2 separate regions of the Homo sapiens genome follow, and region 2 is linked to region 1. The links are chromatin contacts, found by Hi-C or POLR2A ChIA-PET in ENCODE. All regions are on one chromosome and are shown on one strand. Each heading gives the region's core, a stretch centred on a gene start or an enhancer-like site at or near the end of the contact. The rest is flanking DNA. Distances are from core to core; before and after follow the strand shown.

What was found. Hi-C counts contacts between places; a loop is a spot of excess contacts on that map. ChIA-PET counts read pairs that join two places held with the same protein, here RNA polymerase II (POLR2A). Pooled maps may share reads with other maps.
Region 2: a loop to region 1 is called in a pooled map, with 4 times the contacts of the local background. The contact joins the enhancer-like site here to the promoter of MTURN in region 1. A Hi-C loop is called at or near these places in 7 of 50 pooled maps. POLR2A ChIA-PET finds 5 or more read pairs at or near these places in 2 of 52 experiments (MCF 10A and naive thymus-derived CD4-positive, alpha-beta T cell).

The regions. Positions count from the first base shown.
Region 1 is chr7:30,132,316-30,137,430 of GRCh38, reverse strand. It overlaps MTURN (maturin, neural progenitor differentiation regulator homolog), which reads right to left and starts at 2,445. Exons shown (of 3, transcript NM_152793.3): 1 at 2,133-2,445. The coding sequence starts at 2,294. It overlaps LOC105375216 (a long non-coding RNA gene), which reads left to right and starts at 2,717. Exons shown (of 3, transcript XR_927146.3): 1 at 2,717-2,827; 2 at 3,976-4,114. RefSeq lists silencers at 1,318-1,497, 1,818-1,957, 2,150-2,527, 2,298-2,547.
Region 2 is chr7:30,561,444-30,566,558 of GRCh38, reverse strand. It overlaps GARS1-DT (GARS1 divergent transcript), which reads left to right. Exons shown (of 7, transcript NR_038889.1): 4 at 2,561-2,828; 5 at 4,431-5,093. Among named protein-coding and RNA genes, the nearest start is that of GARS1-DT, 14 kb to the left of the region's middle. RefSeq lists an enhancer at 1,931-1,980. Within about 2 kb of position 3,083, at least 7 of the 41 ENCODE cell types and tissues checked have a DNase peak (open chromatin) inside an H3K27ac peak, as active enhancers do.

The DNA of each region.
Region 1 (5,115 bases), core at 1,196-3,695:
ACTTCTGAACGATGGTTGGATACACATATTCATGGCAAGAGAACAGCCTTTTGTCTTCCTGGCCCACTTACTGTCTTTGGAGTCATTTCTTTGGGTATGGCCTGGGCGGTCCCAGCAGGAAGGCTGTGTGGGCTTCTCCCCAGTGAAATCCAGAACCATGAGCCATTCTTGCCCTGTTTCACACGGTCAGGAGGGAGAAAGGGCGCTGGCAGATGAAGGAAGCCCAGAGCTGGAAGGGACCCTAGCCAAACCCTAACATTTTACAGTCAGCTGGATTCTGGTGCCCTTTCCACTGTATCCTGGGGGCTTTCTCACACTTTTGCAATGGAGTGAATCCCTTTTTAATGATCTCCCACTCCTTCCAAAAAGAACACTTATTTACTTACTTTACCTACAGTTAAGATGGGCTTACAGGCATTAATATTATTGTTCAGTTGGCTCTTCTGGAGGTATTCTGATTAGCCCCATTTTACAGGTGGGAAAACCAAGGCTCTTTAAAAAATGAGACAAGCTCTAAATTCTGGGAAACCCCAGGTCTCTAACCCCAAATTTGTGGGGCTCTTGCTGTGTGTTAGGGACTATTCGGTGCGTTACCTATATGAACGCCTGGGTGCTGGCATTATTATACCTATTTTTTTGGATGTGGAAACTGAGCTCAGGGTGGGTATTTGAGCACAGTCACAGAGCCAGAACTCAAATCTGGCTGTCACACAAGGCCATCCCTCTTCTGGAGTGCCACTTGTGGAATGCCCAGGTGGATCCCTGCCCTCCTCAGGGGGTGCGTGTGGGCGGAGGGAATGCTTTATCGGCCAGGCATACATAAGCCTTCACCTCTCCAGGACCAAGAAAGGCGGTCTTGCAGTCTCCCTAACTCCTTCGCGAACTTCCCGTAGGTGGTCAGGGCGCTCGGCGGCAGGACCACGGCCCAGCTTTGTCTCCCCCACCTGAGGAGCGTGCACCAGGCCGCGCCCCGCACCACCCCACCTCCGCCCACAAGGCCCGCGACCACACGGTCACCCGCGCCCACGGCCGCCTCCATCTTACATTTGGGGATCATTATTTATTCCCCGACCTTGGAAACACTTCATGAGCACCGTGCTCGCCCTACTCCACCCCTCCCACCCCGACTCCCCTGCCCTCCGCATCCCCTTCCTCAACTGCCAGAGTCGGGATCCCAGGTGGGTGCAGGATTCAAAGTGGAAGGTTTGGACACCGCAGTCCCAGTTCCCGGTCCCTCTGAGCCGGGGCTGAGGGGATTCCCCGTCATCTGGAAAAGCCAACGGGCTTCAGCAGGGCCAGGGCACCGCCTCGGCTGGAGAGAACCCGCCCGGGCCACACACACCTCTCGGGCAGCTCAGAGAGGCAGCGAGGGCAGCGCGGGGGCAGGGGGAGAGGCGTGCCGCGTGTGCGCGTGAGTGTGCGCGTGTGAGGGTGAGGGTGTGAGCATGTGTGTGTGTGTGTTGGGGTGTATGCGCAGGCGCGCGTGCGTATTAAGATCCGGGGTGTAATTCCGCAAAGAAGGTCCAGGAGATCGGGCATCGCTAGTATGGACAGAGCTTTGTGTCCAAACAGGCAGTGCAAGGACTAACCCGCGAGGGCGGGGAGTGGGGTTCTCCCGGGAGGGGCAATGCGAGGAGCCGAGGCTGGGCACCGGAGGGGAGCGGGATTCCTATCCCGGACGGGACGCCTGGATGTGGGAAGCTCCGGACCTGGGCTCCTGCCGGAGGGTCCGTGCGCCCCAGACCCGGCTGGTCCGACGCGGGTGACACCCACACCCCAGGGATGCTCCATGCCAGGCACCGCGCACGGGCCGCGAGGTCGGGTTCCCGAAACGGCGCCCGCAGCAGCGGGGAGAGGAGTGGCCTTTAGGGGGACGCCACACCTCCCGCCCCGACCCGGCTCCCCGGATCCTCCGGGCGCCTTGCCCGCCGCCCACCGGGCCCCACCCGGGCAGCGGAGCCCGCACCGCCCGGCCCGGGGCTTCCCCGGCGGAGCACGCGGGGCGCGGGGCGCGGGTTACGGCCCCCCACTCTGCGCCCACCGCCGCCCACCGCGCGGGAGCTCGGGCGCAGGGACGCACCGCCGCGTCCACACTCCCGCCGGCTCCGGCGGTCCCTCCTCCAGGCACTCACAAAATTGTCGCCGCAGCCGTTGTCCGGACACAGCACATAGAAGGAGACGCCGGGGTCGGCGTAGAAATCCATCCTGCGTTCGGTCTCCTCGGTGGCGATGAGCTCGAAGGGCGTGTTGGAGCACCATTTCTCCGCAACGTCGGCCAGCTGCTGGAAATCCATCGCGGCCCCGCGCCCGCCTCCCGCCGCCGCCCGCCCTCCCGCTCCTAGGCGCCCTCCTCCCGGGCGGGCAGCGCGGCGCTCGGCTCGGCCTGCGCGGGCTCCTCCGGGGCCGGGCTGGGCCGGCTGGGACTGTTTACATGCGGTGCGGAGTGGGGCGGGCGGCGGCCGGGGACAGCGCGGCGCCGCGCCCGCGGCTCCTCCTCCGCCCCGCCTCCCCCCGCCCCCTTGCGGGCCGCCGTGGGGGTTGGCGCGGCCGGGCCGGGACGCGGGGCGGCGGGAGGAGCGGCCGGCACCCCCGCGGGCGCCCGGATTTTCCTGGGCGCTCCCGCCCCCCCTTTATTTTTAAACAAACCCGGAGCATCCCGGGGCCCTGGCCATCGCGGTGCCGCCCCGGGCCGTGACGTCATGGGCCCCAGCCAATCACCGGAGCCTGAGACCGCGCCGCGGCTTGCGAGCCCGGTGACGTCACAGCGCGAGCCTGGAATCCGCAGCTCCGCGGGTTACCTGGAAGCGGTGCGAGCGCCCAATACCTGGTTAGCGTTTCTGTGGAGTTAGAAAGCCCAGGAAGCGTTTGCCCAAATGCGATTTAAATGCAAGGGAGGCCATAGAACTGCAGATAACTTGGACCTTGTCTGGGGCTAGCAGTGGAGGAGCTGAGAAAATCTAAGGAAAAGGGAGCTTTTCTTTTTGCAGAAACCAAAGTTCTGTTCTCCGATTGATTTAAGGGAATGTGTCTTCTTAATGCATTTATCAGACACTAATATGAATGTTCACTTGCAAAGGGCGTGTGTGATTTTTTATTTGCGTTACGTAAAGCTGAATATTTCTTAGAAATGAGCCTCATAAGACTGGCTTCAGTATTATTCAGCTTGAATTCACATTGCATAACCTAAAAAGGTCAAGAGGATAAAGCACATTTTAAAACAAGAGTGTGTGGCCCAACGATTGCACCTGTTGAGTGCTCACTGGCTGCCATATACTGGACAGGCATTACTGGATTGCAGAAAATGCACTAGGGTCCTCGCCCTCAGGACTTGAACACTACAAACACAGACACGTTATAAACATTCAGCCAGCTTTTTTCTGTAAAGTGTGTCTTCTGAACCAGGCACTGTGCACGAATTTACATTCCCACCAACACGTATATATGTTTCCTTTTCTCTGCACCCTCACCAACATCTGCTGTTTTTTGACTTTTTAATCATAGCCATTTTGACTGGTGTGAGATTGTATCTCATTGTGGTTTTAATGTGCATTTCTCTGATAATTAGTGGATGTTGAGCATTTTTTCATATGTTCGTTGGCCACTTGTATGTCTTTTTTGAGAAATATCTGTTCATGTCCTTTGCCCACTTTTTAATGGGTTTTTTTTTTTTCTTGTTGAGTTGTTTGAGTTCCTTGTAGATTCTGGATATTAGTCCTTTGTCAGATGCGTAGTTTGCAAATATTTTCTCTCATTCTGTAGGTTGTCTATTTACTCTGTTGATTGTTTCTTTTACTGTGCAGAAGCTTTTTAGTTTAATTAAGGCCCATTTGTCTATTCTTGTTTTTGTTGCACTTCCTTTGGGGTTTTAGTCATAAATTATTTGCCTAGGCCAATGTTGCAAGGAACTGAATTCTGCCAACAACCCGAATGAGCTTGAAAAGCAGATTTTTTTCTCAAACTTGTTGTCTTTTCCAGACAAGAACTGAGCCTGACTATTACCATGATTGCAGCCTTCGCAGAACCTGAGCGAGAACCCAGTGATGCCATGGCTGTGCTGGGACTTCCGACTTTCAGAACTGTGGGCTATTAAATGGGTGTTGTTTTAAGCTGTTAGGTCTGTTTAAATTCTTCATGCAGCAGTAGAAAACTAATACACAGGACAATGAAGGAGACAGGCACATGAATATAAAAATGCAATATGCTGTTGTAAAGTTACAAAATGGTCCTTAAAAAAAAAAAGTATGGGTGTCTCCAGATAGCACAAGCTTCCTTGCAGTTTTACCTGGCACCACCATTTAAAGCATAATATGTGTTCCAAAAATGAATTCCTTAAATTGGAGATGAAAATATGAAAAATACATTCCTTTTTTCCTTTTTCGGGAAAGAAGGAGTTTTTTTTTTAATCCATGTGTTTTAAAATGTATCAGTCAAATTTGCTCCAAGTGATGTGATCAGAATTATGAAGTTATGTTTATTTAACAAATAGTTTTTGTCAGAAAATGAAAAACTCTTATGAAAAATAAAATTTTGGGTACAAAGCAATTGGTCAATGAAATGGATACCGTTGGGTTTCCTTAGAAATGCACTGAGAGCAACAGCAAAAGCTTCAGAACTCCATGTCTGCATTGATTCCTCCCTCTGCCATTTTAAGTTTTATGTGCATCTGCAACTTCCTTCATTGCTCGGAGCTCAGTTTTCTTTTCTGAAAACAGGGACAACAGTGAGATAAAGTATATAAAGTCCTTATCCCAGAACCTAGCACATAGTAAGAACTCAGTAAATGCCATTATTACTCTTAATCTACTTCTTAGGGATGATGTGTAAGAAGATCAGCTAATGAATTTTTAAAGTGAAATTCAGGAGTGATATGACTGGTAATATTGGTCACAGATGAACCTAAATCTCATTTTTTTTTCCAAGTCTTTAGAGCAGGGTTTCTCAGCAGCAGCACTATTGATATTTGAAGCCAAAAATTCTTTGTTGTTGGAGGCTGTCCTGCACATTGCAGGATTTTTAGCCACATTCCCTGGCCTCCACCCACTGGATGCCTGTAGCATCTCCCTCTACCCTCCCCTCTCTCCACTGTGACAAGCAAAAATTTCTCCAGACATTGCC
Region 2 (5,115 bases), core at 1,834-4,333, 430 kb before region 1:
CCAAAATGAGCCAAGCATGGTGGCGGGAGCCTGTAGTCCCAACTACTCAGGAGGCTGGGGCAGGAGAATCGCTTGAACCCAGAAAGCGGAGGTTGCAGTGACCTGGGATCACACCACTGCACTTCAGCCTGGGCAACAGAGTGAGACTCCATCTCAAAAAAAAAAAAAAAGAAAAGAAAAGTTTTTACTGGGGGTCTGAAGACACAAGTTTTATTGGAGGTCTAAATGAACTCCTCAAACCTCCGTGATTTAGCAGGAGATGTGATAAGGGTAATCACCCCAGCACTTGGACCCATCTAGATTCAATACATTTACTGAGGCTCCAGAAGAAGGTCTTCACACCTTAGTTATGGATTAGAAGAAGTTAATCACTTACGTCTTTAGATGAATGCACACTTACATGTAGACATATGGCTTAGAAGGTATATAAACCCTGGAAAGCTTTGTAATTTTGAGTTAGTCTGGTGATATATTCCAGGCCTTCTCCCTGTACCCGGTTACAAAAATAAACTTCCTTCCTTCCCAGTTCAACTGCATCTTGTTATTGGGCCGCGAGAATCAGCAGCCTGACCCTCGGCTTGGACCAGGAACAACATGGTCTGAGAGAGCTCATCCCATGTTCCAAAGGGAGATTAAATGACAAATTAAGATACCCCAATAATAAAATGCCAACAATAAGATGCCCTACAGTGTAATAGAAACAATGTACCATTATGAAATTCCCAGTAGGAAATGAAAGCTCAAAGACTAAATTCACTTGCCATTTCAAGATAAAAAGAAAATTTCAGGTCCAAACTTTTTTCCTGCCTCAATTTCATATTCTGATCAGGCTCAGCCAGAGGATGTCTCAGTATTTAGACAGAGTGGAGGTTCCTGCGGCACCATCCTGGAGAGGTGTAACATTCTTTGGGTGGAAAAGGTGAACTCTGCTCTCATATGCTATCTACTTAAAGAGTCTGGAATTAATAGGGCACCAAAGATGATCACAGCTCTGTCTCCACATCCACCAAATTTAGAAACCAAATCTGATAACTAAGTCATTTATCAGAGACTCAGTGGTACCCAAGTGAGGAAGGGCCACTGGAGACAATCTTGTTTTTTTCACCGGGGCTGGAGTGCAGTGGCGCGATCTCGGCTCACTGCAAGCCCCGCCTCCCGGGTTCACGCCATTCTCCTGCCTCAGCCTCCCGAGTAGCCCGGACTATAGGGGCCTGCCACCATGTCCAGCTAATTTTTTGTATTTTTAGTAGAGACGAGGTTTCACCGTGTTAGCCAGGATGGTCTCGATTTCCTGACTTCATGATCCACCTGCCTCGGCCTCCCAAAGTGCTGGGATTACAGGCTTTAGCTACGGCGCCCGGCCATTCCCCTCCCTTTTCTGCTAGGCTCACTGAACTATTAACGAGCAAAAAGTAAACTTCCCTTTTCTTTGAGTTATTATACATTTGGGGTCTATTTGTTAGAGCAATGCGCTTGCCCTACTATACTCTCCCTGGGCCTTGTATGATGAAATTGGTAACAGCCACAAAAACTGCATCTGGGACACAGAAGGTGGTAGAGGGGAAAATAATCTGACTGACAAAGATTCTGTTTATAGGTGACTTTTTAGGATTGTGGAGTTAGGCAAAGCTGGGATCACTCACACAGCCTGATAGGGGATTTTCCTACGTGGGTGGGCTGACCTGGTGGTCCTGGTTACACTGCCCACCAGCCTTCTGGTGTCTCTACTAGGAGTAAGGTGCCTTCTCTTTCTCCTCCAGGACCCCACACCTCCAGACCCTGCTGAGGGAGGGCCACCCATTTCTAGTCCCAGCTCCTACTCTAACTATCTGTGTGACCTTAAACAAGGCCTTTCCCCTCTCTGGCCTCAGTATCCGCCTCTGAATAATGGGGCTGGGCCTGCCGACCTTCTGGCCCTTTTCTGCTCTGTGAGTTTGTGAACTTGTGATAGGGAGACAGGAGTCCTAGGAAGGAAATGGAACTGGTGATAGGGAGACAAGAGTCCTAGGAAGGAAATGGAACTTGTGATAGGGAGACAAGAGTCCTAGGAAATGGAAGGAGAGCACGTTTCACTCTGTCCAGCAGAGGGCAGCAGCTACCCACAAATCAACAGCTGAGCAAGGCCAGGGCTGTGTGGGAGCTATGCACAGGTTCTGCCTCCAGAAGCCTTCAGTGCCTGCCTCTGAGCCAGAGGGTTCCAAGCAGAAGAGGTCCCGCCCCCGGAGAGGGACCTCAGAGAGGTCCTCCAAGCCCCTCTCAGCTCTTACTTACGGCATCCCAGATGCCCTATTCCTCTTCTGCAGAGAGAAGGTGGTTCAGCCACTAAATGGTGCTGGGACCTCGCAGTTTGGTGGGAAGGAGGAAGCTTACTCAAGCAAGGAATATGAGACAGGCAAAAACCCACGCATAAGCCAAAAGCCCCTCCAAAGCGAGGTGTTGTTCCAGGCTGACAAGTGTCCAGCAGGGTGGACTTCAGACTCCCTGTTAGGAACTGAATTGTGTCCCCCAAAAAGAGAAAGTCACCCCAGGGTATGACCTAATTCAGGAAAGGTCATTGCAGATGCATTTAATTAAATGAAGATGAGCTCATGCTGGAGTAGGGTGGACTCTGAACCCAGTGGGACAAGCGTCCTTATTAAGAAGAGGGAAATCTGGACACACACAGAGCAGAGACCGCCGTGTGAAGATGGAGGCAGAGATCGGAGAGATGCTGCCACACGCCACAAATGCCTGGGGCTCCCAGAAACTACACGGAGCCTCCCCCAGCGGCTTCAGCAGGAGCATGGCTCGGCCAACACTTTGATCTTGGTCTTCCAGCCTCCAGAACGGTGAGTCGGTGAGTTTCTGTGGTTTAGGCCCCCCAGTTGTGGTTGTTTCTTACGGCAGCCCCAAGAAACCAATACACTCCCCCGTCCACTTTCCACGGCAGAGTTTGGGCGTCACTGAATCCCACCTCCACAGCAGGTTTTGCTTGGACTGCACAGTATTTATTGATGCTGCTGTTGGTTTTAATTTCTAATGTGTGTGCCTGTAGCTGTACCACTCCTCCTGATGACTCACCTGGCTCCTGCGGGCATCTGAGATGTGGTTTCTGCTCCACACTTCCTGGGGGAGCAGAGGAACTCCTCAGCCTCCTCTCAAACTTCTCTCAGGTTGTGCTGTTCACTCCCTCCCCAGGCTTCCGGTCCACACGGACAGCTCTGACCCCGAGAAGATTCTTTGTCTTAGACAAACATCTGCCTCCCTGTAACTTCGGTTCACCGATACTTGCTCTGCACTCCAGGGCCATACAGAACCCCTCTGCTCCCTCTGCCCTTAGCCATTGGCTCCTAGGAGACACTAGCTTGTCCGGCCGTCGCTTTAAACTGTCTAGTTCCAACTCCCTCAGAACTTCCTCAGTGATGCAGTTTCCTGACGGTCATATTGCCTGGATAAGCTCCAGTATGTTCAACTCCCTCTGTGGTTCAGCAACCAGGACTAAACAGGATTCACCTGATGCACATTCTAACCAGAGTCAAGAGGGCAGAAGCATCGCCTCCTGCGTTCCAAGCTCAATATCTCAATTGTAATCCCCACATGTCAAGGGAGGGGCTTGGTGGGAGGTGATTGGATCATGGGGGTGGTTTGCCCCATGCTGTTCTCATAATAGTGAGGGGTTTCTCACGAGATCTGATGGTTTTATAAGGGGCTCTTTCCCCTTTGTGCACCCTCTCTCTTTCCTGCTTCCTTGTGAAGAAGGTACTTGCTTCTCTTTCTCCTGCCAAAGCATGACCTTATAATTGTAAGTTTCCGGAGGCCTCCCCAGCCATGCGGAACTGTGAGTCAATGAAACCTCTTTCTTTTATAAGTGACCCAGTCTTGGGTATTTCTTTATAGCAGTGTGAAAATGGACTAACACAGATATTTGGCAGGCATCCAGTAGTCTTCGATAAACACAACCACCATCTAGTGGCCAGAACAGCCTTATCGGACCCCACTGTCTGCAATGAAAAGCTGTTCCTTTCCTCATCCTTTACAGGGCCAAGCACCCAGCATCCTGGGACAGTGGCCCCGTGTGCCCAGCTTTGAGGATGAGCTCATGCCTGGTTGCTCTGGGTGGAGAGAGGGAAGAGTTGAATCAACATCCATATGTATAAATCTCCTTTTGTGCATTTAGAATCACGTCCTTAGAATAAATTGCGATCAGTGGCATTACTGAAGCAAATTGTATCAAAAATGCAAAAAAGACCCATTTTTCCAAATTGTTTTCTAACAAGGAAGTCATATTGTTTGCTTTTTGATACTGTTCTTTAGAAAACGATGCATGAGAGTTTTACATTTCATATAGTGTGTTCTATTTATTTTATACTTTGCAATTTCTGTAATTTTTAAGCACTGTTCTTCCCATACTAGAGGCTCTGCTCTAACTATTCAACTTTTGTTTGTCCTAGTTTTCCTAAAATTCCCTTTTCCACTGGTGTGTGGTGCAAGATGAGGCACATTTTCCATGGATGGTGAACAGAGGGAGGAGCCTTTTGATCACAACCAGGTCACCCCACTTCTAAGCCACTGTGCCTCCAGCCCCACAAGACTAAGGAGAGAGAGCGCAGCGTGGTGGAGAGTGAGCTGTGCTGGGACCATTGTTTCCGTAACCTCGTTTTCTGTGTCCAGCTGACACACCTTCAAAGTGGCATCAGGTCCTAAACTGTAGCTTGCAATGTGCCTGTTTCCAGAAACCAAGGTGAAAGTGCTTTTAGACAGTGTTCCCATGCAAGAGTCCCTTCCCAGCTTTTTTCTGGAAATGCATGTTTCTCTGAACTCTGAGTCCCAAGAAAAATCACTTGAGACACCAAGAAAATGGGGGAAGTGCTAAAATTGTGTGGGAATTCAAGCTTAACAATAAACATCAAGACATTTTTGATAAAAATGAATCCACTGACATCGGGGAGGAGCAAGAGAACAGCACGCTGACACTGGGTCAGAGGCTAAGACCGACATTTCTGGGAACCACTCCCGGAAGGGCACAGAGGAGACGCTTTCAGCCTCTCATCAGCCAGCCTGGCCTGTAGCTGCTGCACGTTATGAGTGTGTTCCTGGCATGACTGCTTCTAACAGTGAGTTTTCTGGCAAATCAAA